2 separate regions of the Homo sapiens genome follow, and region 1 is linked to region 2. Evidence: read pairs that join two places in POLR2A ChIA-PET (ENCODE). Cell type or tissue: OCI-LY7. All regions are shown on one strand. Links, peaks and the distances in the headings refer to the core of each region. The heading gives the core; the rest is flanking DNA.

Region 1 (16,474 bases), core at 5,195-13,194, 980 kb after region 2:
TGCCCTGTCGGAACCCCTAGCCCACAGAAATCACAACATAATAAATGACTATTGCTTTAAGGTACTAAGTTTTGAGGTGTTTTGTGTTGCAGCAATAGATAACTGATACAATGGCTCAAGCCCAGTGCTACACTCTGGGAAAGTCCTCCTTGTTCTCTTCCCTGAAGCTTGAGGCTTTGCAGGCAGCTCCCCTGCAGTCTCCTCCTGCCCCGCCACACCCCGCCCCCGCGCCCCCCCCTCCATCCCTCCTAGTACCCCCCCACCTCCCTCTGGCTACCTCACTCTTCCTTCCCTCTCCAGGGAGGCAGAGGGCAGGATCGACCCATCTGCTGCCTCATTGGAGGTTCCACTGGGAAATGAGATGCTCATCTTCCCTGCTGATAGCACTGCCTCCGAGGCTTTCAGAATAAGTTTTCTAGAATCCCCTCACTTTGGCAATAGTGAGGAAGGAAAGAAAACCCTAGTATTCCCCAGTGGGCAGTGACTAGCATGGATTACCTCTGTCACTTCTTCTCACACTTGTGCTCATATTGGGGGTGGGGAGGGATGAGTGATTGTAGTAGGGCCGGTTCTGCCACCTCTTTGTACATACCTGGGGCATGTTCTTGCCCCAATCTCAACAGAGTCTTTGAATCATCCTTAAGCGTGAGGTCCACAGCACTATTTGTCATAAATTTTGGATCTCCATCGTCAATACCAGGAAAACAGGAAAAGTCCCTCTTAAACATTCGAGTCCAGGCTTTCACCACCTGGCATGACCTGATCTTTCTGCTTGGGTTTCTTTGCTGTTCCTGCTTCCTTCACTCTAACTCTGTCCCTTTGGCAATAAATATATCAGCACTTTCTGGGACGATTTATGACATGCTCTCTTTTCACCAAACCTCCGCACATGGTGGTCCCTTTGCTGGCAACAACCTTCCTCTTCCTTTGCCCAACAGATTCTTACCCTTCATGAGCCACCTCAGCACTGTCTCCTCAGGAAAGCCCTGCTTGACTACTCTAACTTTCTGGCTATATTAAGTGCCTCTACTGGGTCATCCTAGCTCCTTTGCTTCCTTTACCACACTGTATTTGCAGCAGAGACACTGTATTTGTGGCCGAGGCAGAAATACAATTACTTTTTTTTTTTTTTTGAGATGGAGTCTTGCTCTGTCACTCAGGCTGGAGTGCAGTGGAGTGATCTCTGCTCACTGCAACCTCCACCTCCCGGGTTCAAGTGATTCTTCTGGCCTCAGCCTCCTGAGTAGCTGGGATTACAGGTGCCTGCCACCACGCATAGCTAATTTTTTCTATTTTTAGTAGAGATGGGGTTTCACCACATTGGCCAGGCTGGTCTCCAACTCCTGACCTCAAGTGATCCGCCCACCTGGGCCTCCCAAAGTTCAGGGATTACAGGCGTGAGCCACCGCAACTGGCCCAGAAATACAGTTTCTCAAGCACAGTTTATTCTCCCTCTTCTACAGCATGTGGATGTTGCTGGAAAGCAGCTGTCCAGCTGGCACCTCATTTCCCACTGCCTCTTACATCTAGGTGGTCATACTACTGGCTCTTGCCAAAGGAATGTGAGCAGAACCCACATGTGTCACTTCCACACCAAGGCCTTTAAGAAGCGGGTGTGTCGTCTACACACTGTCAATGTCCTGCTACCAGCTGTATTTGGGCAATGACAAGATTCTTAGGAATGGTGCTGCCACAAGGTGGACAGAGCCCAGCACCCAGGATCAATGTATAGAGGAAAGCCACCTGCTTCAATTATGTCTGAGACGTAATTCCTTTGAAGGCCTATTTGTTATAGCAGCTAGGGTTACCTTAATTAATACAGTATTGTAGTCTTTACTGGTGTCTCTCTGCTAGATAGTCTTTTTGTTTGTTTGTTTGTTTTTGTTTTTGAGGCAAGGTCTGGCTCTATCGCCTAGGCTGGAGTGGAGAAGTGGCGTGTTCTTGACTCACTGCTACCTCTGCCTCCCAGGCTCAAGCCATCCTCCCACCTCAGCCTCCTGAGCAGCTGGAATTACAGGTGTGTGCCACCACGCCTGGCTAACTTTTGTATTTTTTGTAAAAAGGGGTTTTACCATGTTGTGATCTGCCCACCCCGGCCTCCCAAAGTGCTGGAAATACAGGCATGAGCCACCGCGCCCGGTCTCTTGCTAGACTAGTCTTAAAGGAAAAGTAGGAGTTCTTTAGGTGAAAGAAAATGAACTTGGGGTGGGGGTGGGGGGAGGACAAAAGAGCAATAACTGTGTCAGTAACTCAGTAACTACTCACTGAGCACCTACTATGTTCCAGGCATTGGAGGGGCAGCAGCAAACCAGACAGACAAAGTCCTCCACTCTCATGGTGCTGAAATTCTAGGGGCAGAAACACTGAGCATGTAAATACATAAAGTACAGAGGAGCAGTTCTCAAAGTGGTGACATGGAGAAAACATACCAGTGTAACAGGTAATGGGATAAAGAATAACTGGGAAAAGGCACTGGACCAGATGATCCAGCAGGGCCTCCCTGGAGTGTCACTTGAGCTGAGACCCCAATGGTAAGAAGAATCCAGCCATGCAACAATCTTTGCATTAGGGAAGGGGAAGGAGGAGACTTTCCTAGACAGAGGAACTAGAGGCACAAAGGCCCCAAGGTGGGAAGGAGCTTGGTGCTCTTGAGACAGGAAGAAGGCCAGCATGGTGGGAATGGGTTGACTGGGGAGAGACTGAGGTTAGATGGGGCCAGGGTGTGTCCCCACCTGTCATTCCTGCTTTATTTTTCCCCATCACACTTCTTATTGCCTATTATGCTATGTATTTCTCTTACGTACATGCTTTATTTTCTGTCTCTGCCACTAGACTGTAAGTCCCATGAAGGCAGGGATTTCTGTCTGTGTTTTGTTCACTGCTGTCTCTTGGTAGACAGTGCCTAGAACAGTGCCTGCCACACAGTCTGCCCAAGCTGTGTTTGTTGACTGAATAAATAAATGAAAGATGGATAAAGGCCAGATAGTGCAGGGCCTTGAAGGCCATGTTAGGGTCATTCTAGGCAAAGGGAATTGCAGGCGCACTCAGGGAGAGGCAAGCGTTCGTTAGGTAAAGACAGGCCGAGCCTCCCACAACCCTGTCAGCATGGAGGGCTGCAGTCCACGCTGTAGAAAGAGTGGCAGGGTAAAGGCAGTGCCCCAGTCCTCTTGGTCTCCCTGGTGCTTGTTAATCTGACTGGCAAGGTCTGAAGCAGGCAGGTGCTGTGGTCTGGTGAAGCGGAGCCAGGGGAGACATCATCCCACTGAGAGAACACAGAAGGAACCCACAGCCACAGCAGGGCAAGCAGCCCCATTTCCTAGCAGCCTCATGAGCTCAGTGTGGCAGGAGGCAGTGCTGGGGCTCAAGCCCACTAGAGTGGCCCATTGGTCCTGGTGTTACCGCCTGTCCTTCCTCAGGCCATTTGATCTTCCCATCTGTGTCACTCCATTTGCATCACTATAAAGGAATACCTGAGTCTGGGTAATTGGCTCACGGTTCTGCAGGCTGTACAGGAAGCGTGGTGCCAGCATCTGCTTCTGCTGAGGGCCTCAGGATGCTCCCAATTGTTGCAGAAGGCCAGGGGGGAGCAGGAATGTCACATGGTGAGATTGAGAGCAAGAGAGAGGAAGCGGGGAGGTGCCACATTCTTTTAAACAACCAGATCTCATGTGAACTTGGAGCGATAACTCATTCATTACAAGGAGGGCACCAAACCATTCATGAAGGATCCACCTCCATGACCCAAACACCCCAATCAGGCCCCACCTCCAATGCTGCAGATTACATTTCAACATGAGATTTGAAGGGAACAAATATCCAAACAATAGCACCATCCATCCAAGGCTGTCAATGGGGCAGAAATAGTCATCCTTATCCCACAGGAGGGGGAACTGAGGCTACATTTTTGTTTTAAGGATTCTTCAGATGCAAGTGACAGAAATCCTACCTGATTTGGCTTGCCTTTCTTTGTTTGCCCTCTAGAAAAAGAGCCAGAGAACAAGCTTAACGTGCTATAATCTTATGGGATTCAATCCCAGGGCAGCAAGAGTAAAGGAAAGAGAGGAGTAAAGAACAGAGTGCAGGAGGAAAAGCAAAGACAAGGTCGCGTGTCACCAAACTGGCCACAGAGTCTCAGCAAACATGGTCGTTGGGTTTGGGCTGCCAGATCAAAAAAAGGATGCCTGATTAAATTTGAATTTCAGATGAACGCAAATAATGTTTTAACATAAGTATTTGTATTTGCAAATTCTGATAACCTAGTCCCATGCGACATCTCCAGGGAGGTCATGCTCAACAGTCTACTGAGAAGAGGTAAAGTAGAGATTTTACCCCTCAGTTCCTTTCTGAATCCTGTCTTGCTGGTCAGAGTTTACTCATAGGAAAGTTCACTCCCCACATTTCTGGGTTATATTACCTGGCTCATCTGGGCAGTCACTGGGGAAGCCAAAGCCTCTGAGTCCACTCTGAGGCAGCCCCTGGGTGCGGCTGTGACTTTCCATTAAGCAAGTGGTAAAGGCCTAAAAGTGGGGTTGGGGACCAAGAGGGACAGGGAGGGGAGCAGATGGCTTCTGGCATGGCTAAATACAGGTGCCCAAAATTGCATCACTTAGACAAGTCCCTCTTCATTTCCTCGTTTTCCTCTATTTTGAGATAGGGTCTCATCGCCCCCTCCCCCCCCACTTTTTTTTTTGAGATGGAGTTTCGCTCTTGTCACCCAGGTTGGAGTGCAATGGCATGATCTCGGCTCACTGCAACTTCTGCCTCCCAGGTTCAAACGATTCTCCTGCCTCAGCCTCCTGAATAGCTGGGATTAGAGGCATGCACCCCGATGCCTGGCTAATTTTGTATTTTTAGTAGAGACGGGGTTTCTCCATGTTGGTCAGGCTGGTCTCGAACTCCTGACCTCAGGTGATCCACCTGCCTCGGCCTCCCAAAGTGCTGGGATTACAGGCATGAGCCACTGCACCCAGCCTGTTTTCCTCTTATTTTGACTTGGCTTCTGCTATCGACTGAATGTTGGTGCCCCTTCCCAAAATTCCTATGTTGGAAACTTTTTTTTTTTTTTCTAGAAACATTTGAACAATAGTTTGGAAAAGTTTGCCCAATAACCCAGCAGCCTCTAGGTTTTTAATGGTGAAGAATGTTACTTGTGCAAGTCAGAATCTGATACCAATGAAATGGTGACAGCTTTGCCAATAAACAAGAATATACTTACTCTTCCATGGCTAGGAAGGGCAACTGCCACAGCTGACAGGTTCCAAAGACACATGGAGACTATGTTGGAACTTAACCATCAAAATGATGGTATTAAGGGGTGTGCCCTTTGGGAGGTGATTAGGGCTCTACCCTCATGAAAGAGACCAGTGGCCTTACAAAAGGGCTTGAGGGAACCTGATCATCCCTCCCACTCCCTCTGCCATGGGAAGACTCAGACAGAATGCACCATTTTGGAAGCAAAGAGCAAGCCCTCACCAGACACTGAATCTTCCAGTGCTTTGATCTTGGACTTCTCAGGCACCAGAACTCTGAGTAATAAATTTCTATTGTTTATAAATGACCCTGTCTAAGGTATTTTGTTATAGCAGCAGGCACGGCCAAAGACAGCTTCACTCTCAGGTTCTCAGGTTCTCAGGTTCTCTCAAGGTGACAGGAAGTCCCCAACAATTCTAGACATGCTTTAATCTTTCTTCATGCTCCTTCCATCCTAAAACAGATCCATTGAGTGTTATTGGCCCTGAGTGCCCTGGATGTGGTCAAGTGCCCTCTTCCAAAAGAGTCACTGTGGGCAGAGGGGTGCAATGCAGCCTGTGTGCAGGAAGGCTCTAAAAAGCAGCTGTGGCTAGTGTGGCACAAGGAAGAGGAAGGATGGGAGATTACGTGCTAGTGTGATGTGCGGTTGTCTTCCTGTGGGTGTTCCCCCAGCCACATACATAGAACTGGGAGCTCCTGGTGCACTGGTTCATCTCTGTGTCCCTGTGGTCATACTCTGGAAGCTAAAAATTGATTGCTTTTGAATAAATGAATGGACAAACCTTTACTTCCTTTATAGCACCTAATAGAAAAGTGCCTCAAGCTACCACATGAGATTTATCTCACCTGGCAACTGACATGTAATGTCAGTCATTCTCTTGTAATGTAAAGGAGAACTTTATTTATTTGTTTTTAAGTTGTTTTTTTAAGAGATGGAGTCTTGCTATGTTGCCCAGGATGGACTCAAACTCCTGGGCTCAAGTGATCCTCCTGCCTCAGCCTCTGGAGTAGCTGGGACTACAGGTATGTGCCACTGTGTCTGGCTGAAGGAGTGCTTTATAAATCATTTTCACATCTGATTCTCACAAGAACTCAGAGGTAGGGTTTATCATCACCATTTTATTATTTATTTATTTATTTATATATTTTTAAGAAGGAATCTCGCTCTGTCACCCAGGCTGGAGTGCAGTGGTGTGACCTTGGCTCAGTGCAACCTCTGCCTCTCAGGTTCAAGTGATTAGTCTGCCTCAGCCTCCCAAGTAGCTGGGACTACAGGCGGGTGCCACACCTGGCTAATTTTTTTTTTTTTTTTTGTATTTTTAGTAGAGATGGGATTTTGCCATGTTGGCCAGGCTGGTCTTGAACTCCTGACCTCAGGTGATCTGCCCACCTTGGCCCTCCAAAGTGCTGGGATTACAGGCGTGAGCCATTGCACCTGCCCCATTTTATTATTTTATTATTTTATTTTTGAGACAGAGCCTTGCTATGTTGCCCAGGCTGGGTGCAGTGGCATGATCTGGGCTCACTGCAACCTCCACCTCATGGGTTCAAGTGATTCTCATGCTTCAGCCTTCCAAGTAGCTGGGATTACAGGCCTGTGCCATCACACCTGGCTAATTTTTGGTGTTTTTTTTTTTTTTTAGACGGAGTTTCACTTTGTTGCCCAGGCTGGAGTGCACAATCTCAGCTCACTGCAACCTCCACCTCCAGGGTTCAATTGATTCTTATGCCTCAGCCTCCCGAGTAGCTGGGACTACAGGCGTGCATCATGCCAGGCTAACTTTTGTATTTTTAGTAGAGACGGGGTTTCGCCATGTTGGCCAGGCTTGTCTCAAACTCCTGACCTCAGGTAATCTGCCCACCTTGGCCTCCCAAAGTGCTGGAATTACAGGAGTAAGCCATCACGCCTGGCCCATTTTATTATTTTATTTTATTTTATTTTTTTATTTTTGAGACACAGTCTTGCTCTGTTGCCCAGGCCGGGTGTAGTGGTGTGATCGCGGCTCACTGCAACCTCTGCCTCCCAGGTTCAAGAGATTCTTGTGCCTCAGCCTTCTGAGTAGCTGGGATTACAGGCCTGTGCCATCATACCTGGCTAATTTTTGGTTTTTTTTTTTTTTTAGACGGATTCTCACTTTGTTGTCCAGGCTGGAGTGCAGTGGCGCAATCTCGGCTCACTGCAACCTCTGCCTCCCGGGTTCAATTGATTCTCCTGGCTCAGCCTCCCAAGTAGCTGGGACTACAGGTGTGCACCATCACACCTGGCTAACTTTTCTATTTTTAGTAGAGACAGGGTTTCGCCATGTTGGCCTGGCTGGTCTCGAACTCCTGACCTAGTGATCCACCCACCTTGGCCTCCCAAAGTGCTCAGATTACAGGTGTGAGCCACCATGCCTGGCCTTATTTTTTGTATTTTTAGTAGAGACTGTATTCACCATGTTGGCCAGGCTGATCTCGAACTTCTGACCTCAAGTGATCTGCCCGCCTTGGCCTCCCAAAGTGCTGGGAGTGAGCCACTGAGCCTGACCATATCACCACTATGGGAAGTGAGGATACTGGGGCCCAGAGAGCTCAAGAGAATTGCACTGACACAGGAGCTCAGACTGGGTGCTGGGGACCAGAAGTTACCAAGGATGAAAGACTATAGTGCGGCATGTTGGGACAGCCAGCTGGTGACTTCTGGATTAATAAAAACTGCCAAGAAGGAAACCTTGGATAAAATTGTCCACTTTAAAGCAGCAAAACCTGGCTAGACACAGTGGCTCACACCTGTAATCCCAGCAATTTGGGAGGCCAAGGTGGGAGGATCACTTGAGCCCAAGGATTAGAGACCGGCCTGGGCAACATAGTGAGACCTTATCTCTACAAGTATTTAAAAATTAGCTCGGTGTGGTGGCACGTGCCAGTAGTCCCAGCTACTTGGGAAGTTAAGGCAGGAGAATTGCTTGAAGACAGGAGTTTGAGTCCAGGCTGGGTCACACAGTGAGACCCTATCTCTACCAAAAAAACAAAAAAAATTAACCAGGCACAGTGGTGCACCTGTGGTTCCAGGTACTCGGGAGGCTTAGACGGGAGGATTACTTGAGCCCAGGAGGTTGAGGCTGCGATGAGCTATGATCACAGTACTGCACTCCAACCTGGGTGACAGAGTAAGCCTCTGTCCCAAAAATAAATAAATAAATACATACAAAGTAATAAGGTAGCAAAATCCAGAGAACTTTATAAATCATGCAAAGCTATGTCAGAATAATTCAATATTTTTCTCTGCTTTAAATTGCTCAACTATGTGTTAACATTTGTCAATGCCCAGTAGGGTGCTGGGGACATCAAAGTAGACCAGAGCAGGTCCTGGCCCTGAAAGACCCCCCCAGTTTCGATGATAAATAAACAGCCAGAGAGTCATGGGTTCACTGTGGGAAAAGAGGAGAAAAGGGCGGTGGCCAGAAAAGGCTCTGCTGTACAAACAACCTGTGAAGGAAGACACATCACACACACACACACGCACACACACACACACACACACACACACACACACAAACACACATACTCCCCACCCCCTGGCTTAAAATGTTCCACAGGGTTTCTCATCACACATGCTATAAATTTGCAAGGCCTTGCTATGACCTGTGAGACCCTATATGACCTAGGTTTGCACATTGCTCCCACCTCAACTGTTTCTACTCTCTCCTTCGCTCACTCTGCTCCAACCACGCTGGCTTCCTTGTTCCTTGAGCAGGACACCTTTTTCTGCACAAAGCTTCTACCCTTGCTATTCCTTCCACCTGTAACATTTTCTGCTCAGGTATTCTCAAAAGGCTGGCTCCATGTCAGCAGGTCTCTGCTCAAATGTTACCTCCAGTGGGGTGCAATGACACATGCCTGTTGTCCCAGCTACTTGGAGGCTGAGACAGGAGGACGGAGAGCTACAGGCCAGGAGTTTGAGGCAGCAGTGCACTGTAATTGTGCCTGTGAATAGCACTGCACTCCAGTCCGGGGACCATAGTAAGATTCTGTCTCCAGAAAAAAGGCACCTCCTCAGAGAGGACTTTCTGACCACCTATGTCTAAGTCACCTCTCCTCACTTCCACCTCCATCACTGTTCTGTAACACTGTTTTATTGTCTGCATCTCATTGATCACATTATGGATTTTTTTTAAAAAATTGAAACATTTGATAGTTAATGAAATATCATGGTTAAAACTTAAACATATATAAACTGATGTCCACAGAAAAACCCAGCTCCCTTTCCTGTCCCATCATCAGGAATAGTGTAGTGGTTTTGTGCTGTGTCAATTAAGCTACATTTACCATTTACCAGAATTCTCTTCTCTAACAGCAGTGATTTTTTTTTGTTTTTTTTTTTTTTGAGACAGAGTCTCTCTCTGTCACCCACGCTGAAGTGTAGTGGTGCAATCTCGGCTCACTGCAACCTCCACTTCCTGGTTTCAAGCGATTCTCCTATCTCAGCCTACCAAGTAGCTGGGATTACAGGAGCCTACCACCACGTCTGGCTAATTTTTTGTATTTTTAGTAGAGACAGGGTTTCACCGTGTTAGCCAGGATGGTCTCTATCTCCTGACTTCGTGATCTGCCCGCCTCAGCCTCCCAAAGTGTTGGGATTACAGGCGTGAGCCACCGCGCCTGGCAATTTTTTGTATTTTTTAATAGAGACGGGGTTTCGCCATGTTGGCCAGGCTGGTCTTGAACTCCTGGCCTCAGGTGATCCACCTGCCTTAGCCTCCCAAAGTGCTGGGATTACAGGCATGAGCCACCGTGCCTGGCCAATTTGTTGTTGTTGTTGTTGTTTTGAGATGGAGTCTTTCTCTGTCGCCCAGGCTGGAGTGCAGTGGCATGATCTTGGCTCACTGCAATCTCTGCCTCCTGGGTTCAAGTGATTCCCCTGCCTCAGCCTCCCAAGTAGCTTGGACTACAGGTGCGTGCCACCACACCTGGCTAATTTTTTGTATTTTTAGTAGAGACGGGGTTTCACCATGTTAGCCAGGATGGTCTCGATCTCCTGACCTCGTGATCTGCCTGCCTCGGCCTCCCAAAGTGCTGGGATTACAGGCGTGAGCCACTGTGCCTGGCCAATATTTTTTGTACTCTGAAGGTCATGCAGCATGCCAAGCACTGGGGCAGCTTATTCATTGTGTAACTAGACTTGTTGGCAAAGGGTGCCAACCCAGAAGTGCATCTCCTACAGCCCCCACCAGATCTCCTCCTTTGGCTTCTCTGAATCCTGGCCTAAGTGTGTGTGTAGCTCTGGATGAAAGGTGTTGGGTTCTGCTGCTGCTCACCCATTCATGGCACTGAACTTAGAAGTGATGAGAGACAGATATGGCTCCCAGTTGGTCCTCATGGGTGGCTCTTTTTATCCTCCTTGGCCCCAGTGTGTCATTATTCTTATCCACATCCAGCTTTTATTCCTGAATGCTGGTCTAACTGACCTGTAGTGACTGACGTTGGGCTCAACACCAGACACAGAAGGAACAGCCTGTGTAGACTTTCTACCAACTCCCACAAATCGATAAGGTCTAGCCCCTTCCATTAATTCCTCATTCTAATCACTCACAGTGCTTCTACTTCTCTGATTTTAATTGATATACCAGGTAACCACTTTTATTAGTTGCCGAAGGATGTTCTTATTCTTTACCTTTTAAAGCATATGATATATACTCTTCTGTTGCGGGAAGTCAGGGACCCCAGTGGGACTGGCTGAAACCATGGCAGAAGAACGTGGATTGTGAAGATTTCATGGACATTTATTAGTTCCCCAAATTAATACTTTTATAATTTCTTATGCCTGTCTTTACTGCAGTCTCTAAACATAAACTGTGAAGATTTCATGGACACTTATCACTTCCCCAATCAATACCCTTGTGATTTCCTATGCCTGTCTTTACTTTAATCTCTTAATCCTGTCATCTCCTAAACCAAGGAGAATGCATGTTGCCTCAGGACCCTGCGATAATTGCGTTAAGTGCACAAATTATAGAGCATGTGTGTTTGAACAATATGAAATCTGGGCTCCTTGAAAAAAGAGCAGGATAAAAGCAATGTTCAGGGAATAAGAGAGATAACCTTAAACTCTGACTGCTGGTGAGCCAGGCAGAACAGAGCCATATTTCTCTTCTTTCAAAAGCAAATGGGAGAAATATCGCTGAATTCTTTCTCCCAGCAAGGAACATCCCTGAGAAAGAGAATGTGCCCCTGAGGGTGGGTCTCTAAAATGGCCCCCTTGGGTGTGGCCGTCTTCTGTCGTCGAAACTGTAGGGATGAAATAATCCCCAGTCTCCCATAGCGCTCCCAGGCTTATTAGGATGAGGAAATTCCTGCCTGATAAATTTTGGTCAGACCGATTGCTCTCAAACGCTGTCTCCTGATAAGATGTTATCAATGACAATGGTGCCTAAAACTTCATTAGCAATTTTAATTTTGCCCCCGGTCCTGTGGTCCTGTGATCTTGCCCTGCCTCCATCTGCTTTGTGATACTTACTACCTTGTGAAGTACATGATATCTGTGACCCACACCTTATTCGTACATTCCCTCCCCTTTTGAAAGTCCCTAATAAAAAATTGCTGGTTTTGCGGCTTGTGGGGCATCACGGAACCTACCAACATGTGATGTCTCCCCCGGACGCCCAGCTTTAACATTTCTCTCTTTTGTACTCTGTCCCTTTATTTCTCAACCTGGCCGATGCTTAGGGAAAATAGAAAAAAACCTATGTGACTATCGGGGGCAGGTTCCCCGATACTCTTCTGCATCTGGTTTTATCATGTAACAATATCTCTTGGAGATCCTTCCATACCAATATATAGAGAATTATCTTATTGCTTTTTTATAGTTGCACAGTATTTCATTGTCAAGATGTACCATACCTTTTTTACCAGTTCCCTATTGATAGAAATTTGAATGAAAATTGTGCAGGGACGTGTGTGTGTGTGTACGTTTGTACATTGTGTACCACACTAAGTAGTAAGGCTCTTGATATCAATGGCCTTGTTTTCCTTGTGTCCTTAGAACCTAACAAAAAGCCTAGCATATAGGAGATTCTCAGTAAATCGTTTGTTGAAAGAAGGATGTACTTGTCCACTTTCTCCATGGGCAATCCTGTTAACACCCGTTACTTTCATTTCCATCTACTCTTAAATTTCTATTTTCAGCTGAGGCTACCCTGAAGGACCCAGAAACCCAACTCCCATCTCTGCCTCAGCCCAAAATGTCTAACTGCCTCCTCCCCATCTCCACTTGGATGTTTCACGGAAGTCCTCTGTCTCAGCATTTCCAGAACTGAACTTCTCACTCCTAATCTCCTCCAACATACCTGCTGTGCTTTGGATATGATGTGTTCGTGCCCCCAAAATCTTATATTGAAATGTGATCCCAGGCCAGGTGCAATGGCTCACACCTGTAATCCCAGCACTTTAGGAGGCTGAGGAGAGCAGATTACTTGAACTCAGGAGTTTGAGCCCAGCCTGTCCAACACGGCGAACCCCGTCTCTACTAAAAATTCAAAAATTAGCTGGGCATGGTGGCAGGTGCCTGTAATCCCAGTCACTCGGGAGGCTGAGGCACAATAATCACTTGAACCTCATAGATGGAGGTTGCAGTGAGCCAAGATTGCTCCACTGCACTCCAGCCTGGGCAACAAAGCGAGACTCTGCCCCCTCCAAAAAAAAAAAAAGAAATGTGATCCAGGCAGGCTGAGAGTGGTGGCTCTCACGCCTGTAATCCCAGCACTTTGGGAGGCTGAGGGGGGCAGATCACTTGAGGCCAGAAGTTCAATATGGGCCTGGCCAACTTGGTGAAACTCCATCTCTACTAAAAATACAAAAATTATTTGGGCATGGTGGTGCACGCCTGTACTTCCAGCTGCTCGGGTGGCTGAGGCACGAGAATTGCTTGAACCCAGTGGGTGGAGGCTGCAATGAGCTGATAGCACCTCTGCACTCCAGCCTAGGCGACAGAGCAAAACTCTGTCTCAAAAAAAAAAAAAAAAAAAAGAAATGTGATTCCTCAGTGTGGAGATTTGGGAGGTGGGGCCTAGTTGGGGGTATTTGAGTTGTGGGGGGGTTCCCTCATGAATAGTTTGGTGCCATTCTAGGTAGTGAGTGAGTGAGTGAGTTCTGGCTCTGGTGAGGCTGGATGAGTTCTCACAGGAATTGATTAGTTCCCAAGAGAGTAGGTTGTGCTAAAGCCAAGATGTCCCTTGGATTTGGGCTGGGATTTCAGGCACGTGCCACAGCGCCCGGCTAATTTTTGTATTTTTAGTAGAGACGGGGTTTCACCATGTTGGTCAGGCTGGTAAAGACCAAAACACTTCTAATATTAAATATTAAAGTAAATGTGAACTATATATATATTTAAGACAGATTAATGAAAATGAGCAAGATAATTATTTATCCAATTATTCCATCTCAGGGTCACAGGTGGCCAGTCTATCCTGGCAGCTCAGGACAGGAACCAACCCTGCACAGGATGCCAGCCCATTGTGTACACGTGTGCGCACGTGCACACACACACACACACACACACACAGAGACTGGGACAATTCAGACAAGCCAATTCACCTAAAGGGCACATCTTTGGGATGTGGGAGGAAACCAGAGGAACCAAGGAAAACTCAGACATGGGGAAAGAGTGTAAACTACACAGACAGGGGCCCCAGCCAGGAATCAATTTTTTCTCATCAATGTTATAATTGAAATGATGTTACTGGAGGCCCTGCTCTACTTAACTCCCCCAAGAACCCTAAAAGTCTCAATCCCAATACATCACTGGCTCATAATGGATCTTGCCATGTAAATTGGGTCCAGATGTGGATGAGGTTCCTCAGATATAATTCCTTAAGAACGGCTCTGAGCACTGTTCCTCTGAAGGCCTGTGAGCTAGAGATGTTATCTGCTGTCCACGGACCCAGCATACAGAGTTGGCAAGAAGAAGATAAGCATAGTAGACACTTTTGTTCAAAAGGGGAAAAAACAGGAGCGACAGCTGCCACTGGGTCATAGTAATTCTGAAATCAGCGAGGCACGTGATGCCAGTTCCTTGATTCGAGTCCCCTCCTGCTCCTTGGGAATGATTATCTGCAGCTCCTGGCTCTATCCTCTTGGCTCATGGGTTTCTTCTAAGTTGTCCTTTCTTTCCCATAGGAAATAGTCCATGTTTGCATCTGAATAGCCTTCTCAGAAGGCTTCTTAGAAGGCTGGGGCCCACATGTCCCATTTTATTTTTGTGCTCTGCCTTTTCTGGTATAATTGTCCCTTGCTATTTGTGGTGGATTGGTTCTAGGACTCAGATGCTCAAATCCTGCAGTCAGCCCTGCCAAACCTGGGGATGAGGACTACTGCATTCCCAGTTGCTACTTTACCTTCAAACCTAGCATTTTGATTGGCTGCCTAACGGGGTGGAATTATCATAACTCTTGGCCTTTGAAACTATTTTCAGTTTTCATTCCCCTGAATACTCTGCAAATTGTACACATTGAGCACCTACTGTACCCCAACACTGTTTCAAGAATCAGGGATATCGCAGTGAATGAGACAGACAAAAATAGCTGCCTTGTGGAGCTGCCATTCTAGTGGGGAAGACAGACAATATGCAAATAAGTGAGTAGTATAAGAGGAAAAACTTTGGGAGGCTGAGTCGGGAGGATTACTTGACACCATTACTTGACACCAGGAGTTCAAGACTGCCTGGGTAACATAGTGAAAACTTCTCTTTACAAAAAAAAAAAAAAAATTAGCCAGCCATAGTGGTGCACGCCTGTGGTCTCAGCTACTCAGGAGGCTGAGACAGGAGGATCACTTGAGCCCAGAAGTTCAAGGCTGCAGTAAGCCCTGATTATGCCACTGCACTCCAGCATGGGCAACAGAGCAAGAACTTTTCTCAAAAAAAAAAAAAAGAAAAAGAAAATAAAAAAGAAAAAACAGAGGAGAAAAGCAGTAGGGAGATGTCAATTTTTGTGTTTGTATTGTGGTGACAGGGAGAGGGACTTCAGTTTTAAATAGGGAAGGCTATTTCACTGAAAAGGTTACTTTAAAGTCAAGACCAGAGGAAAGTGAGGGAGTGGCCAAGCAGATACCTGGAGGAAGAGCTTTCCAGGTAGAGAGAAGTACAACTGCAGAGGTCTGATGTAGATGTGTGCCTTCTCTTTTCTTTTTTGTTTATCTTTTGGAAGAGACAGTCTTGTTATGTTGCCCAAGCTGGTCTTGAACTCCTGGGCACATGCAAAGTGAAAGCAGAGAAAGAGTGGACTTACCCCAGAGGCGGATGGTTCTGCAGTGTGCAAGGCCATTTCAGAATACACATAGAGAAAACAGGAGAATAGGTGGTGAGGGTTTTGGGGAAAGAGCCAATTTTGGTTGAAAAAGTAGGGGAAACCCCAGACATTGTACCATCTCAGGGTTGAGACTGCTTGCCTAGCTTTTGAGATTTTTTTTTTCCCCAGACCCCTCAACTCCTGAGATCTTATCGGGAAGCTGCTGATCACCAGTTTTAGGTGTTTTTATCTATTGGGAGACTGCCTTTCTCTGGTCTGGCTGCAACCAATTATTATTTTAGAGAGACAGCTTAACCTGACAACCACGTCATGGTTGCCTCACATTGCTGGTCGGGGAGTGGCCCCTCTCCTGCCCTGCTCAGGTCTGACTACTTACTGTAACAATTGCAAGGTTTTTGGATGGAACAATTGAAAGAATGGAGCTTGCATGAACCAAAATAAGAAAAGACTATGAGAGGGCATTGTTGAAGATGGAGGCAAAAATTCTGAGTGGATCCTGATGTGTTCGGATGGGGCTGGTGCTTGGGAGGCTGCTCTGTGCTTACAAGAAGAGTTCTACCCGGTCCATCTTTATCACATCTTCTCTAATACTAAGTTCAGAGAGGCTTTAGCTCATTTTCCATTTTCTTGGGCTGTCTCCTCTGCCAGACAAAGTGCCTATTTCTCCTGTCTCTATCACCGAGCCACACAATTGCTGTAGTCATTTGCAGTCTACTAGAACGATAACACATATTGGCATCAGACAGATCTTGGTTCAAAACCTCGCTCCACCAGTTTCTGTGTTGAGCTAGACCAAGTGACATGATATACTGAGTCTCAGTTCCTTATTTGTAAAATGGTGATAATAATTTTTGGTTAAGTAATTAAAGTAAGGATAAATGATGCCTTTCGAAGAAGGACACAACTGGAATGGCCAGTTTACCCCTTGTCCCCTCTTCGGT
Region 2 (8,000 bases), core at 1-8,000:
TCAGCCCCCAGTAGGTGAGCCACAGGGAGGGACTTGAGTACAGGGTGTGAACTCCAGACTCAGGGTTGTCACTCTCACAGCTCAGGGCAAAACACAGCAGGAAGCAGGGGACTGAAGATTGAGGAGGGAAAGAAAAGCCTTCTTAACAAGATAAAGAACCCGCTGTGTGAAAACACAGGGCTGGCATCTTCCCTACACGCCCAGACCCCAGGGCTTGTGCCTAGAGCTGCTCACCCCAGGTGAGTCCTGAGAAGGATCTGGTTCCGTGTCAGGCAGGGACAGGTGGTTCACACTCACCAGCACCTGCAGATGTGCAAACAGGGAGGCCACTGGGAAATGTTCTTCTGAAGACTTCACAAATTTCTAAGTGTGGGATACAATAGGAACAGAAGGGCTGGGCAGAGGCTAACCCTGGAAGTAACCACAACAAATGGCAGCCAATGTCCACTGGAGACCTCATGTCTATGAGGCCACCGAGTGCACTGACGGACACCATGACTGGGTCTCAGGAGGTTCAGTGACTTTTCCAGCCCAGGGCTGTCTGAGCAGAGCTGGGAGGAGCGGTGGGTGGAAGGAGGGTGAGAGTGCCAGAGGCGTTTGAACCAGAGCAACTCCATCTTGAACGGGGGCTGGGTAAAATGAGGCTGAGAGCTACTGGGCTGCATTCCCAGACGGTTGAGGTATTCTAAGTCACAGGGTGAGATAGGAGCTTGGCACAAGATACAGGCCATAAAGACCTTGCTGATAAAACCGGTTGCAGTAAAGAAGCCGGCTAAAACCCACCAAAACCAAGATGGCAACAACGGTGACCTCTGGTTGTCCTCACTGCTACAGTCTCAACAGCGCCATGACAGTTTACAGATGCCATGGCAACGTCAGGAAGTTACCCAGTATAGTCTAAAAAGGGGAAGCATGAATAATCCACCCCTTGTTTAGCATATCATCAAGAAATAGCCATAAAAATGGGCACCCACCAGCCCTCAGGCTGCTCTGTCTATGGGGTAGCCATTCTTTCATTCCTCTACTTTCCTAATAAACTCGCTTTCATGTTACTCTATGGACTCCCTCTAAATTCCTTCTTGCTTAAGATCCAGGAACCCTCTCTTGGGGTCTGGATCAGGACCCCTTTCTGGTAACAAGAGTGAGGGGGATTCAGGCCTGGGAGGCAAGGCAGATGCAGACCACTGGATGGGAGGAGAGGTGTCACTGTCTTGGGAGGACGTGGCCTGAGACCATGGTAAGGATGCTGGCCTCTACCTAGAGAGAGGGGAGGCTGAGGAGAGTTTTAGGCACAAGAGGGATGTTTGCATTTTTTAAAAAATGGCCTCATTATATCACTGTCTCCACAAGATCATTATAGAAAAGTCTTGTCAAAAGCTTCATCCACCAACTCCATGCCTCCCTGGGTAGAAAGGACCCTATGCAGCCATCGCTCTGACTTCCAGGGTTCAGAGGGAGAAGCTTTGCCTCTGAGCAGAGGGATGGAGTGGCTGGGTGCGCAGCTGCACCTGGGTGGGTGTGCTGACGTGGAGCAAGTCACTAAAGAGCCCAGTAAAGAGGGCAGGGCAGCCGAGCCCCTCCAGCCTGCCTCCCAATCGTACAGCGTAGAGCGTTGTGGCCCTGCAGAGGAAAGTGGGCGTTCCTTGCAGAGCAGGAGGCCCAGGTCTGAAGTAGAAAACCCTGCTGGAGCCTTTCCTGTGGTGGAGCCGGGTTGGTCTAAGGAGTCTAATTCTGGAGCCCACCCCCTTAACCCTGTGGGATCCATGGCTGCCTTGATGCAGCGCTGCTTTCCCTTGAATCTACCTTGACCGGGTCTCACTTTCATAACCAGAGGAAAGACGCAACATGTGTTACCCAAAATGCAGGAAAGTGGATCCAGGTGCTAACCTGGGACTGGTCTGGTCCCTCATCAGCTCAAAGAGGAATGCCAGCGAGGCCGGCCTAGAGTAAGGAGGCGTTGCCATGAGGCGCCAGGGCACCTGGCTCCCAGTATTCCATTTCACCATGGAAGCATCGCCCACTGCCTCTCCCATCAGGGGTCTGCAGTGCGCCCGTGCCTTCATTTACCCTAACTCTGAGCCCACACGCTCTCCACTGGGGGTTCGGCACAGACAGACATTTCTCCTCATTTCTCACCCCTGCTCCTTCGCAGGTGCCAACCACAGAGTGTCTCCCTGACCCTCCAGAGTGGCTGCACAGGGGCCCTGCAGGATTTGCTAGCCTGCCAAAGAAACCAACTCCATTAAAAGATGAAAGAACACATTTGAAAAAGGGCTCTTATCTTGGCTCTGTCCCAACTTGACAGCCCCCAGGTGAAGAGATCCAAGGACCAATCCACCTTTCCACAGGCAGTTTATTCCCCTCAGCCCAGCAAATGCCTTCTCTCTGGATTTTCCTGGTCATCTCTCCTCAGGTGACTAAGCCAGCCAGTCATGGCAGGCACACGGGCTGAGGCTCTGGAGAGATGGGAGCCCCTGACTGTGAGGAGGACAGACACTTCCTTCCCTTACAATTTGGGTGTCTGCCCTGCATTCCTGGCCAACCCACAGGAAGTCAGCCAGCATCAGAAAGGAGGAATCTTACAGAATGTGTGGTCAGGGCAATAAGACAGACGATCACTGTGGGGCCTCTAGCCTCAAGAACCACACAACAGACCCGGAGGAGCCCGACGTGGGAGTCTTGGCTCATTCAGACCCAAAGGAAGAATTAAAGTCATTTGTTGATGAACACCAGAGTGGAACAAGCCTTTGTTTTAGGAGCAGAAAGGAAGAATTGCCTTAGTCCCCATTTTTAGATCTAAAGGAAGTCATAAACTCATATATGCTACAACAGGAGGGAGAGAAACTAGTACAACCCCCTTGGGAAAACAATTTGGTATCCGGTAAGGTTGAATTTCCTTACTTTACAACTCAGCAATTCCACACCAGGATATATGTCCAAGAGAAGCTCTTAGACACAGGAATCGGACTGTTCATAGCAGCCCCGTTGTTATAACTAGAGAATGGATACATTGTGGCAAATGGATTATCACACAGTAGTGAAAAGCAAATAAACTAGAGCTGCACAAAGCAGCACTGATGAGTCTTAGAAAAGAAACACAAAGTGAAGAAAGCAAATCACAGAAGACTGAGTAAGTATGACTCCATTTTATAATGTTAAGAAAACAAGCAAAAGCAAATATACATATTTTTAGAGACTCATACTTATGTGATAAACACATAAAATAAAAAAGCAAGAGAATGAAACACAAATTCCAAGATTGTAGTTACCTCCAGTCACCTCCTGTCTACTCATCAAGTTGTTGGGGGAATAAATGAAACAGCTGAACATACCTGGCAAAAGGTGGGTTTCCAGCACGTGCTCGCTCCCCGCCTTCTCCCATTCCCTCCCTTTGTATGGTTTCAGAGGAGAAAAATGTATAAATTCTGGCATTCTCTTGGTGCTCGCATCCTTCCAGGGGAAGATCCTTCTGAATCTAGTCTGCATCTCTCCCACTTACAAGGATTTTCTCCTGTTCAGCTCTGCAAAGAGATGGGGCAGCTGGTCTGCACCTTCAGTTAGAATCCTGGCTCTCTTAGAGTGCAAGCGTTAAACCATCTTTCGGCTCAGTTCCTTCACGCTAAAAGCTCCCAGGTTTAACATGGAACAGACCTTTTTATTTTCCCTTGAAAACATTCAGTTAGATCTGTTGTCCTCTGTGAGATTACAGAAGTTCCCAAACAGTGCTAGTTCCATTGTTTGGAGCTCAGGGTCAGTCAAACCTAATAAAAGTACAGACACCTGGCAACCCAAGTTTCACTTCTGCTGAAATTATTGTTAAGTATCACTTTAAAAAACAAAGAAGATTGCATGAGGAAAAGCAAATTGCTTTAAAAAAATGGACGTTCATTACTCTAGGATGTGAGATACTATATTTTTTAACAAGAAGTGAAACTTTTAGAAAGCCTGGGTGATAAGCAACTAAAAACAGCTGAAGTCAGGATCCCAGAGCTTCCAGAAAAGGCAGGAGTTGGGTCAGCGAAAAAGAGTAATGAGTCACAAAGAGTAAATGAGTCTGGTCCTAGAGAGAACACGTGAGAAATGGCTCCGCTGCCCTGGAGACTTCAGCTTCATGCATCCCTGCCCAGGCAGGGCTGGGTGAGGGGAAGGGCTCCTTTCACCTGGGTTTAATGAATGAATAAGCACTATTCCAAATTTGAATTCAGCTAAGATGTAATGAAGGCAAAGAGAAAAGAGCCTCATTTGTTAAGCACTTGCGGTATGCCTGGCCCCATGCCAGGCCATCAGGCCTGCTACTCCTCTTGTTTGTTTATTTATTTATTTGTGTATTTTTATTTTTTGAGACAGGGTCTCACTCTGTCACCCAGGCTGGAGTGCAGTGGTGCAATCTCGGCTCACTGCAGCCTCGACCTCCTGGGCTCCAATGATCCTCCTGCCTCAGCTTCCCGAGTAACTGGGACCACAAGCGCATGTCACCACGCCTGGCTAATTTTTGTATTTTTTGTAGAGACAGGGTTTCACCTTGTTGGCCAGGCTGGTCTAGAACTCCTGACCTCAAATGATCCACCTGCCTCGGCCTCCCAAAGTGCAGGGATTACAGGCATGAGCCACTGCGCCCGGCCCTCCTCTTGTTTAATAATAACCCAAGCTGGGAGGGAAGAGTCACCATCTACCAGTTGGAAGATGAGGAGGCTAAGGCCAGTAGCACTGTATCCTGGAGGTGGCCAGTAATTACAAATGACCTGGGCAGATGTTCCAGTGAGGAGAATACAGGGCCACTTTGGTCTGTAGCCTCAATTTTCATAATGACCCTTATCATAGCAGTGAGCATTTATTGAGTGCTTCCTGTGTGCCCTGCTCTGTGCTAGCCACCATCCATTCCCTCCCTCACTAATCCTCACAGCACCCTCTGATGTGTGACTGTAGTAAGGTGGAGGTCACCTCTGTGTGACCTTGGGCAGTGACTTCACTTCCTGAAGGCTCAGCCTCGTCACCTGCAATAAGGGGCACTCACAAGCCCACGTCAGAAGGTGCTGTGAGAATTAGTGAGGGAGGGAATGGATGATGGCTAGCACAGAGCGGGGCACACAGGAAGCACTCAATAAATGCCCACTGCCATGATAAGGGTCATTATGAAAATTGAGGCTGCAGACCAAAGCGGCCCTGTATTCTCCGCACTGGAACATCTGCCCGGGTCATTTGCAATTCCAGGACATCACTGGCCACCTCCAGGACACAGTGAAATCATCAACTGCTTCTTTTTTTTTTTTTTTTTTTTTTTTTTTTTGTGAGACAGGGTTTTGCTCTTCTTGCCCAGGCTGGAGTGCAATGGCGCAATCTTGGCTCACTGCAACCTCCACCTCCCGGGTTGAAGCAACTCTCCTGCCTCAGCCTCCCAAGTAGCTGGGATTACAGGCATGCACCACCACACCTGGCTAATTTTTTGTATTTAGTAGAGATGGGGTTTCACCATGTTGGTCAGGCTAGTCTCGAACTTCTGACCGCAGGTGATCCCCTGCCCTAGTCTGGATTATAGGCATGAGCCACCGCCCATCAACTCCTTCTTAAAACGGGCATTAATTATGCATTCACATATGGCACATGGTAATATTATCTAAGTAAGAATAACGTAAGAAGTGCTCGTGTGGCTAGGCGCAGTGGCTCAGACCTGTAATCCCAGCACTTTGGGAGGCCAAGGTGGGCAGATGGCTTAAACCAGGAGTTTGAGACCAGCCTGGACAACATGGTGAAACCCCACCTGTACAAAAAATACAAAAAATTAGCCAGGTGTGGTGGCACATGCCTGTAGTTCCAGCTATTCGGGAAGCTGAGGCAGGAGGATCGCTTGAGCCCGGGAAGTTGAGGCTGCAGGGAGCCGTGATTTCACCACTGCACTCCAGCCTGGGTGACAGAGTGAGATTCTGTCTCTTTAAAAAAAAAAAAAAAATGTGTTCTTGGTTCCTGGAAGCAGGAAATGGTAACCTAGATCTTTCTTGTTGATTCCTCCAGCAAACACAGGAGCAAGCCACGCCTTGGGAGGCCTTGTTTCTGGAATCACAATTCTACCTCCCAAGGAGCTGCTGGTGGAAGGGTGGAGGCTGGTCAGGCTTCTGGTGTTCAGCACCCACTCAGCCCTGGGTTGCTCACAACCATGGACAGGCAGAAGGAGGTCCTGGGCAGGAGCCATCTGCCAGGCTGGAGCACCCTGCAGCCTGGGTCCCACTCCTTGGGCCTGCCTGCAGAGAGGTTAGAAAGGGATTATCTGGCCCTCTCCATCTGGGCACACTGCTCAGCTTCCAGCATGGGGGAGAAGGCCAGTCCAGCCCCTGTAGGAGTGAGCACTCCTGAGTACCAAGCGGCAGGGTGGTGTGAGGGGCTTCTGCAGCAGGGCACAGAGTCCCTGGATGCCAACTGACAGTGTGACTGTATAAAGAAGCGGTCCCAATCTGCACCAGCCGCACAGGCCAGCTATGCTTACATTTACATCAGTTAAAATGAAAAAGCAGAAAAACTCAGTTCTGTAGTCTTACCAATGCCCTACGGCCACACGCAACCAGTGGCTTCCACGCAGGATGGGCAGAGGTAGAACATGTCCACCATCGCAGAAATTTCTAGTAGGCAGCATTGAAGATGCCTTCAATTCAGGAGGCACCAGGTGGAATGAAGGAAATGCCTGTGTCCATTTGCCTGCATCTTAAATGATACACACTGCATCTCTGCTCTGATTGCAAAAGTAAAACATGTTCAAGGGAGCTATCTGGGAAAAATCCCGAAAAGCCTCAAGTGGCCGCTGAGTGCAAAGACCCCAGAATGAGACTTCTTCAGATCAAATCCGGATCCACCACAGGGAGGCCTCTTGTGGGGGGTTCAACTTCTTTGAGGCTCAGTCACCTCCTTTGCAAATTGAGGGTAGTGAAAGTCCCCACCTCTCTGGCTTGTTAGTGAGTTTAACTGAGATAATTGCTATAAAGTGCTTAGAGCAGTAAGACACAGAGTAAGTGGGCAGTAAATATTGGTTGTAGAAATAAGAACTAAAAGTCAAACCACTCCTGCCAACCAGAAATAATTAAGTATTATTAGTTTGGTCTCCTTTCAATAACTTGCCAACGTGAACTGTATGAACTGGCCTGGGAAGACCTCCAAGAGCCACTGTGGATAGAAAAAGCTTAAATTGCTGAATGACGCCTACGTAGCTCACCACTGATGCTTTTAAAAACCCACAAAATACTACTGTTTCCTTTGGCTCATACGTGATATCAAAGCAGAGAGAAAGCTCTGGAAGATTATACTGCAAACCGGCCATGCTGGTGACCTTATGGAGGGCTTTGGGATGGAGCAGCAGGCCTGAGATTTCATTCATGGAACTCTTACATGGACAACTGGATGCCACGCAGGGGTGTGGACCAGTGGTACTGTGCTGCTTCTTTGAGGCTTTGGGGGTTCCTGGAGATGCTTTCTACCATCCTCCAAGTGTGCATGCAGCCAGCCCCCAGTGCACCTTTGCTAAGCACTTGCTGTATGCTGGCCAGTGTCTAGGTGAAGCACGTATAGAGACTCATAAAATGCAGGTGTGGGCCTGGGGCCAGACACACACACAGCGAGTCCCCTTGCCTGTGTGGGAGCCCGCTCAGAGGCCTGCGGGCCAGCAGGCAGCTCTGAGTGGGGAAGCCCTGGCCTCAGCAGGTCCAGGCCGCACAGGAATGTGGGTCCAGCGTGGCCCAGTCTTCCAAATGTTCAAGATAAGCTAGAAATCCAGTTTTAAGGTCAAGTCTCCTAGTTCTCTTTTTAAAAACTTGTGGTAAATGTGCATAACCTAAATTGACCGCCTTCACTGTCCGAAGTCACCACTTGTGGCATGAAGCTCGTTCACACAGACATGCAGCTACCAGCACCATCCAGCTTCGAACCCTGCCATCCTCCCCAGCTGAAACGCGGTCCTTGTTCAGCAACTCTGTCTTCCCTGCCCCCACCCCCTGGCAACCACCACTGACTTTTTGTCT

Evidence for each region. ChIA-PET counts read pairs that join two places held together with the same protein. Peaks named below come from ENCODE experiments on the same cell type or tissue, not always from the same donor. Only the 100,000 strongest peaks of a DNase experiment are listed, where the experiment ranks them.
Region 1: POLR2A ChIA-PET joins it to region 2 with 5 read pairs; 2 of 35 experiments call an interaction of 5 or more read pairs at or near these places.

Annotation. Positions count from the first base shown.
Region 1 is chr3:128,709,433-128,725,906 of GRCh38, forward strand. LOC124900558 (small nucleolar RNA SNORA24) reads right to left here and starts at 5,273; the gene lies at 5,139-5,273. RefSeq lists a silencer at 9,581-9,781. In OCI-LY7, for the core only: no CTCF peak of the experiment used is centred there; a DNase peak (open chromatin) is centred at 5,869.
Region 2 is chr3:127,732,373-127,740,372 of GRCh38, forward strand. The region is part of intron 3 of MGLL (monoglyceride lipase); the gene reads right to left. Among named protein-coding and RNA genes, the nearest start is that of ABTB1, 63 kb to the left of the region's middle. RefSeq lists enhancers at 1,626-2,541, 2,433-2,492, 5,603-6,165. In OCI-LY7, for the core only: no CTCF peak of the experiment used is centred there; DNase peaks (open chromatin) are centred at 869, 1,609, 3,789, 4,109 and 3 weaker places; H3K4me3 peaks cover 4,833 bases; H3K27ac peaks cover 5,663 bases.